2 separate regions of the Mus musculus genome follow, and region 1 is linked to region 2. A link is a contact called in ENCODE POLR2A ChIA-PET data. All regions are on one chromosome and are shown on one strand. Each heading gives the region's core, a stretch centred on a gene start or an enhancer-like site at or near the end of the contact. The rest is flanking DNA. Distances are from core to core; before and after follow the strand shown. Region 1 has its middle 6.4 kb from the start of Gm38953. Region 2 holds the start of Tob1 (transducer of ErbB-2.1).

Evidence for each region. ChIA-PET counts read pairs that join two places held with the same protein, here RNA polymerase II (POLR2A).
Region 1: POLR2A ChIA-PET joins it to region 2 with 29 read pairs in embryonic stem cell. The contact joins the enhancer-like site here to the promoter of Tob1 in region 2. POLR2A ChIA-PET finds 5 or more read pairs at or near these places in 4 of 5 experiments (Patski and embryonic stem cell).

What each region holds. Positions count from the first base shown.
Region 1 is chr11:94,263,031-94,266,941 of GRCm38, reverse strand. No RefSeq gene overlaps it. Among named protein-coding and RNA genes, the nearest start is that of Gm38953, 6.4 kb to the left of the region's middle. Within about 2 kb of position 1,341, at least 3 of the 3 ENCODE cell types and tissues checked have a DNase peak (open chromatin) inside an H3K27ac peak, as active enhancers do.
Region 2 is chr11:94,209,298-94,212,958 of GRCm38, reverse strand. Tob1 (transducer of ErbB-2.1) reads right to left here and starts at 1,505. Exons shown (of 2, transcript NM_009427.2): 1 at 1,228-1,505.

The DNA of each region.
Region 1 (3,911 bases), core at 92-2,591, 54 kb before region 2:
TTTTAGTGCATCTCAGGAATAGTACAGGTGGCAGGAAGTTAAAATAGCAAGTTAAATCATATCCAAGGTCAGGGTCAGAGAGAAACAAGGACAAGCATGCTCAGCTTGCTTGCTTGCTTGTGGTCAGCTTGATGTCTCCACTCTTACACTGTTCAGGACCCTGTACCTAGGGAATGATGCCACCCACAGTAGGCTGACTCTTCTAATCAGTTAACTTAATTAAGACAGTTGCCTCCCACAGGCCAATCCACTGTATACAACAATCCCTCATTGAGACTCTTCCCAAGTTATTGTAGGTTGTGTTAAATTGGCTTTCAAGGGGCCTGCATTAGTTACACAGTTGCTACTAACCAGGAAGGCTGGGTTTTGTGGCAGACTATGCACAGACCACTGTGCTTCCCAGCCTGGATTCCAGTGCCCACTCTGGATTCTCTGAGGCCCTTTGTCCATGGGGCACCTGGCTCCCTATTAGTCACAGGTCCTCCTTACTGCTCCCAGATGCCTCAGCCAGAGGCAGAACACTGCCTCACCCATGGTGCCTCTGAAAGAGGTGGGGTGGGGATGGGGTGTGCTCTTCCTGACCCACCCCGACGTGTGGGGAAGTGCTTTTGACCACTGAGGAAAATGACTGCTTGTGTCTCAGCTCATCTTGCACCACGCTTGTTCATAGGAGGGGCCATGAAGACTACTCTTTTCTTTCCTTTCCTTTCCTTTCCTTTCCTTTCCTTTCCTTTCCTTTCCTTTCCTTTTCTTTTCTTTTTTTGGTTTTTTGAGACAGGGTTTCTCTCTATAGCCCTGGCTGATCCTGGAACTCACTCTGTAGACCAGGCTGGTCTCCAACTCGGAAATCCACCTGCCTCTGCCTCCCGAGTGCTGGGATTAAAGGCGTGTGCCACCACGCCCCGCTCCTACTTTATTTCTAATAGAGAGATAGATACATAGGTAGATAACAAAGAATGGGATTCCGGAAGAAGAGGCATTTGGCAGTTAGAGAGAGAAAACTAATATCTACTGTCAACTGTTAGTCAAAGGAAACATCAAAACAACTGCTTATTGAGGGAATGAGAATGTAAACAATTTAAAAACAAAAAGCTTAATTAATTGAATTAACTTTCTTTTCTCTGCTTTGGATTTGTTTGTGCCTTTTCTAAGGGCCCTTGAAGTCCTTCTACCGGGAAGCACTGGGCAGAGCTGTGGGCGAGCTCTTATCAACAGGGAGTGAGATCGCTCAGTTCTCCCTCCTTCTTCCCCTCCCTGCGTCCTGTGGCTAACAGAAAAATCACCGGCGCAATTAGCAGAGAGCGCTCCGGATGCCCACTCTCCCACTGTGGCGCTGCTCCAGCTCCTCGCTTATTTGTCCCTAACCAGAGGATCTGTTTTGATTTTCTGAGAATCCTGGGAGGTCCTCTCTCAGGAGCACTCTCAGACCCTCCTACCTTAAGTGGTCTCCCCCCCCCCCCACCCTACCCCACAGGGATCTCTGAAATGTAAACATCGTGGTTTGCTAGTGTGTTCCACTAGGTGGAGCCTGTTGGTGGGGGCGGGGTTCTGTTGAAATTTTGCCTGGAAGGAGCGGTGAGGACATTTTGCAAGCTGGATGGAGGGCAGTCTAACAGTAAGAACGCTCTGACGAATCTGTTTTGTGAGATGACAAACTGGCTCGAGTTACGGCACTTGCTACAGATTCTAATGACCCAAGGCCTAGACCTGGGACCCACGTGGTGGAAGGAGAGGACTGACCTACACACTCACTCCCCCTCCCCCTCCCCCTCCCCTCCAGTCCACTCTCCACCCTTGCAACTTCCCCCAAAACAGAGAGAGAAAAATCTCATTGTAGAAGCTGTAGTATATCACAGTGTCTCCCACACTATATATACCCTTTGGTCCACACTTCTTTGCTTGCAAATGTTCATTGCAATAACTCGGTCTGTTTTAAGGCCTCTGGCTTCTGCTATCAGTACTGGAACCTTGCTGGGACTCCTCTCAAATATCCTGTTATTACCCTGTGTCATGGAGATCCTGTAGTTTCTGTACAACTAGTACGCCAGCAGTTCATCAATGGGGTAGCTGTTGGGGTAGCCCAATTCAAAGCCCTGCGTTCAGGCCTGAGAGGTCAGCTAGGTGGCTCGCCTGCTCTCACATCCTTGGGGCCAGCTTACCCGAAACCCTTGCAACCAGGGCCAGTTCTGAGTAGTCAGCTGCCCAGACAAAGTGCAGGGCTCGCTCTCCTGAGTGTGGCAATCAATGAAGGACAGGGCTAGTTCTCCCTGTCTTATGACTCCCCGGGGTCAGGTCTCCCTACTGCTGCAGTTGGTGAGGGATGAGTGGGTAGGTGGGTATCTCTTCCAAGACCAGCTCTCCCACACTCGGCTCCTCAGGCTGGCTCTCACCCACAATTATGCCGGGGTTGCTCTCCCAAGTACTGCAACTGGCTGTGGAGGTGGAGCCGCTCTTCTGTCATGCATCCAGGGCCAGCTATCCCACAATGCCCAGGTGAGGGATGGGACCCGTTCTACACAGCCCTCAGACATGTCTCTGGGTATCAGCCCAGCCCAGTCCAGGGACTCTGCATGGCCTTAGGTGGTAGGTAACAGACCCTGGCTGCTGAGGGCCCAGACATGGTCTGGGCAACAGTCATTTTTAATTGCACTACTGGGGAAGCAGAGGCACGCAAATCTCAGAAAGTTCCAGGCTAGCCTGGGCTACATCGTGAATTCCAGGCCACTCAGGATTGCAAAATGAGACCCAGTCTCAAAAGTGAGGGGGCTGGGGGGGGGGAGGGAGAGATCAAACCACATAAAACCTCCAAAAACCCCAGAGACAGAGAATCTGTTTGGCAGACTGACCCTGCGCCGGATACAATGACAGACATTTAAGATCCCCTTTGCTCCAGGGCACTCTCCCTCTGGCTAGAAGGCAGGCTGCTATACCATACAACATGCTCAGTGCTGTACAGAGCATGAAGCAACGTGGTGAGTGTCAGGTCTAGAGATGGGGCTATGGGCTCTAATGAGAAACAGTCCAAGGAAGAGACACCCCAGGCTCCATCAGTTAATGGGTGGATAATGCAAAGTGGAATATCATACATCCCTAAAAAGGCACAAAGTACCCATTCACACTCTGCTGTGTGTGGCTAAAACTTGAGAACATCACCCCACTGCGTGAAAGACGCCAGACCCAGAAGGCGAAGACCGATACATTCCATTGACGTGAGGCACCCAGGACAGAAAAAGCCATATAGAGACAGAGAGCAGGTTTGAGGTTGCCAGGGACAAACACTAATGAGTCTGAGGTTTCATTTCAGGATAATGAGAAACTTCTGGAATCAGTAGAAATTCTGGCCTACTCGGTGGGAGCCAGGCACACACATGGTACACAGACATGCAGGCAGGCAAAACACACAAAGACTTAAAGAATTAAGTTAAAATTAAAACAAACCCATGAATGCATGTGCTTAAACATATGCTTAAATATAAACACACACACACACCTGTATGTATGTAATTTTTATTGTATTCTGCAACCATGTATATCTATGTGCCATGTGTGTGCCTGGTGTCTGAGTAGGTGGTTAGAGGGTCGGATCCCTTGGAACTGGTGTGACGGGGTTGCTGTGAGTCATCACGGGGCGCTGGGAACCTAACTTAGATCCTCTGGAGGAACAGCCACTGCTCTTAACTGCTGAGGCATCTCCCCAGCCCCATGGGTGGGGGGGGGGGGGTCCTGTTGTGGGCTGGTTTGAGGCCAGGTCTCTGTAGCCCAGCCTGAACTGTTATGATCTTCCCGCCTCAGTCTCCCAAGCACTGGGATTACAAGTGTGAGCCAGCATGACTGGTACATTTGTGTGTGTTTTCCTTGTCGTACCTGAAGTGAGTCGGTGATTGAGAAGAGAGGAGAAAAGGTCATGGTCA
Region 2 (3,661 bases), core at 256-2,755:
ATGAAACCAAATTATCCTCTCTAGTTTTAACCATGCCAAGGGCTCTCACACTCTTGCTCTTCTGGGAGCCTTTTTCTTTTTTATTGTGTACTGCCCCCCCCCCCCACACACACACATTCTGAAATTCCTCTCAGCTGCAAGTATAAGAAAAACAAGCAGCTTAAAACTCCTATTGATTACTCTGCTTAAAGGGCAGAGTTTCTCAGTTTTATTCTTATTTTTAAAAGCCATCTCCTTCCCTCTTCGGATAAACGGGCAGTCCCTGGAGAGGCTGGAGCGAAAAGGTCGACCTTTAAACGTTTGCTGGATCAGCACTGGGTGGGGATAAGAAAAGATCAAGGGCAAAGAGAGGTATTTCCAAGGGAGAGCTATTTGTACAACGAGGTTGATCAAAAAGGGCATTTAAAATAATCAAACTGGTGTGGATCCGTCTGTTCCATTTTCCATATTCTTGGTGACAAAGGGCAAAGAATCTCTCGTGTAGCCCCCAAACTACACTTTCCAAGCCGAAACCCAAGAGCAGGCAGAGAAAGCAGATTCAGCTGGACTGCTTGAAGGTGCAGCCGAGCCCAGACAGGCTGGGTGGAAGGTGGTTTTTAAAGCAACGCCTTAACACAGGACTGTGAAGAATTACATAAACAGCCAGTTGGGTCTCATTAGATTTCTGCTCACAGCGCTGGGAGCCCGAGCGCTACAGCAGCAGCAACAGCCAGAGGAGGTGGAGGTGGAGGAGGAGGAGGAGGAGGAGGAGGAGGAGGAGGAGGAGGAGGAGGAGGAGGAAGAGGAGGAAGACTACTAGACTTGCTCCGGGAGGAGGAGCTCGGCCCGGGGAAAAGGAGAGCAGGCTCTTTAGCTGCCTCAGGGACGCGGCCCGGGCACCGGCAGGTCGCGGCGCGGGCCGCCCAGTCTTCCCCTCCCCCGCCGTAACCTGACCCTGCCGTCCCCCACTCTGCTCCCCGCTCGAGGCTCCTGGGACCTAGCCAGCATCCCGGAGCACCGGTCCGGGCCCGATCCCTGTATCCCGGCGCCCCCTCCCCCTGCCTGGGCGCCGCTGCCCCCACCCCGGGTGCTCCCTCCTCCCGGTTGCCCGTCGGCCGTCAAGCCTCCGGACCAGGTCCCCGGAGCCACTCCATTCCCTTGGGTCCCCGAGGCCGCCCCTCCACACCCGGGCTCGCAGGACGCTGCAGCCACTCCCTCGGCCCCTAGCCGCCGCCCCGCCGTACTTACAAGCTGCTCCGGAGCTGCGGCCGCCGCCGAGCCGCGGCTGGGCGGGGGAGAAGGGGCAGCGGGCGGGGGCGCGGGTGGGTCGGGAGCGGCGAGGCGACGGGGTGCAAGACGTCGCCACCGCCGGACACGCGACGGACGCCTCGGGCGGGTCCGGGAGCTCGCTGCTCTGGCTCAGGGGTGGCGGGGACGGCAAGCTTACACGAGCGCGCTCGCTTCTCTACACAGCCCGGCGGCCCGGCCCTGCGTCCCCGTACAGCGCCCTCTGCGCGCCGGGCCAGAGCTTCGCTCCTTCTGCCGCGGCGCGCGCCCCGCCTCTCGTTTTATAGCCTCCTCCCCGCCCCCAGCCTCCGCGGGGGTGCGCGCCGCTCGCGTCACAGTCCCGCCCTCCCCACCCGGCACCCCCCGGCCGCGCCGACTCCGCCCCTGCCCTGCCCCCCGACGCCATTGGCCAAGTCCCGCCTGCCCACGTCCAGACGGCCGCTGATAGATGGTCACGCCTCCTGAACGCCGCTGTGACCAATGAGCTGAGAGTCCCGAGAGGTTGGGGGAGGGGTTAAGGGAGGCCTTGGAAGGGGATTGGACAAGGGTAGGGATGGGATGGTAGGGATGGGGTGGCAGGGCCCGGGGGCCTGGGGGTGGGGGGTGGGGGGTGGGGGGGGAGGAGGGGGAGCAGGTGGCGACGCGGCGGGGACCGGCCGGGAGGGGCAGCCGAGGCTGGGGGAGGGAGGGCAGAGTACACGGAAAAGGCTGCTTCCGAGCGAGTGCGACTGTGGCCGAGGAAAACCCCACTCCTGGGCGAGCTAGCCTGTGGGTCTCAGCCCATCCCGGGGTAACCGGGACTCGTGCTCCCGATTCATTGAGTATTAATCCCCGCAGGGCCTAGGCCAACTGCCACCCCGAGAGTGACAACTGCAGAACCTGGGGGTGGGGAAGGGAGGCCACGTCGCTGCACCTCCCGCACAGGTGACAGTTTAACTGCCTCTGCAGCTCCCCCTGGCCAAATCTCCCCGGGTCACCTGGCAGCAGCTCGGACATGAGGGTTGCTTGAGACCGTAAGAAAAAAAAATTGTCTTATATCAAACGTCGCAGAGAGCGACACGCTGCCAAACTGCCTGTGTGACTCTGTGTGCGTGCCCACGCGTGCATTTTGAGAACTTTCACCCAGGCCCACAAAATAAACACGAGGCCTCGCTGAGGAACCTGCGAGAGTTTATGAACTGTGCACAGGTGTCCAGGGAATAGGGACGCCAGGGACTCTAGGGGCGCGGATAGGCGCCGTTTCCACAACCTGCAGCCCAGAAATCCGAGTTATCGTCCGGAGTGGAACGGGGCGTTCCTCTTGGCTAAAAATAATTACTCACAGGTAGCAACGATGCCTGATTGGTCGCACTGGACCTTAGCGGCCAGACGATTGGCTGTCTGGTCTCCAGGAGACCGACGTCAAACTCGGACTGGGTAAAGGCGAGAGAAAGTCGAGGGGGAGCCTCGGAGAGAAGGGGGGGGGGGGTTGGGGGGGGGGAGAAAGCGCAGCAGTGAATGAAACGCCCAGGGCCCTGCCTTCCCCTTCCCTGTCCTGGGCATTCGGGCCATGCTTCCTGGAAAAAAACCGGTCCCCGTGCTGCCTTGCCCTTAAACACTGCAGGGCGGGCATTTCTATGCCTGTCTAGAGGTTAAAGCACAACTCACCGTCTGTGTAGCCCATCTGTACCACCCAGGGCACAAACCCTGGTCTACGCGACCCGCCAAGAGCCTTTTCATTTTATAGATGCAGAAGTCTGGATGTAGCCTATTATTTTGCACTCGGACCTGCTTGCGTGGGTTCCCACCTCCTCTTTTAGAAGGAACAGCTTTGAGAAAGGATATTTCTAAAGTCTCACAGCGTGTGAGAATGGGAGGGTTTGTGGAATGGGCTGAGGGGTGGGGTGGCGACCGGTCAGGTGACCCATTTCTTGTTTATTGCACAGGTTCCTAAAACTTGGGTAGCGTTTTTTTTTTTTTTTTCTTAAGAACATAGAAGTTTTACTCAAAAACGCTTTAAATTCTGTTTTATTTTTAGTATTTCGGCTTTTTAGTTGCAGAGTGGAATTAGATTGTGAGAGCATGGTGTTTAAAATGGAAGCATCTGGCAGCAAAATATTTTAATATAAATTATTCTTCCACTGTTTTCCTTCGTTGTGTGGTTTTGCTTTTCTAGTGTGAACGTTAATTTGTCACTGAAATAAGGCATTTTTAATTCTGTAGTTAGTTGGGCACAGAAATTGCAAGAATCTAGGTAAGATATTTTGGGACTGGCTTACCAAGAGAAACACTTTATCTTTTATGTGCCCTAGAAGCACAATTTATTACCATTAGGCAAATGTTACTGTACCAAACGCTCAGAATTACAGACACATGTGCTGGGCCATGTGTCTTGATTTGTGATTTGGAAAATATA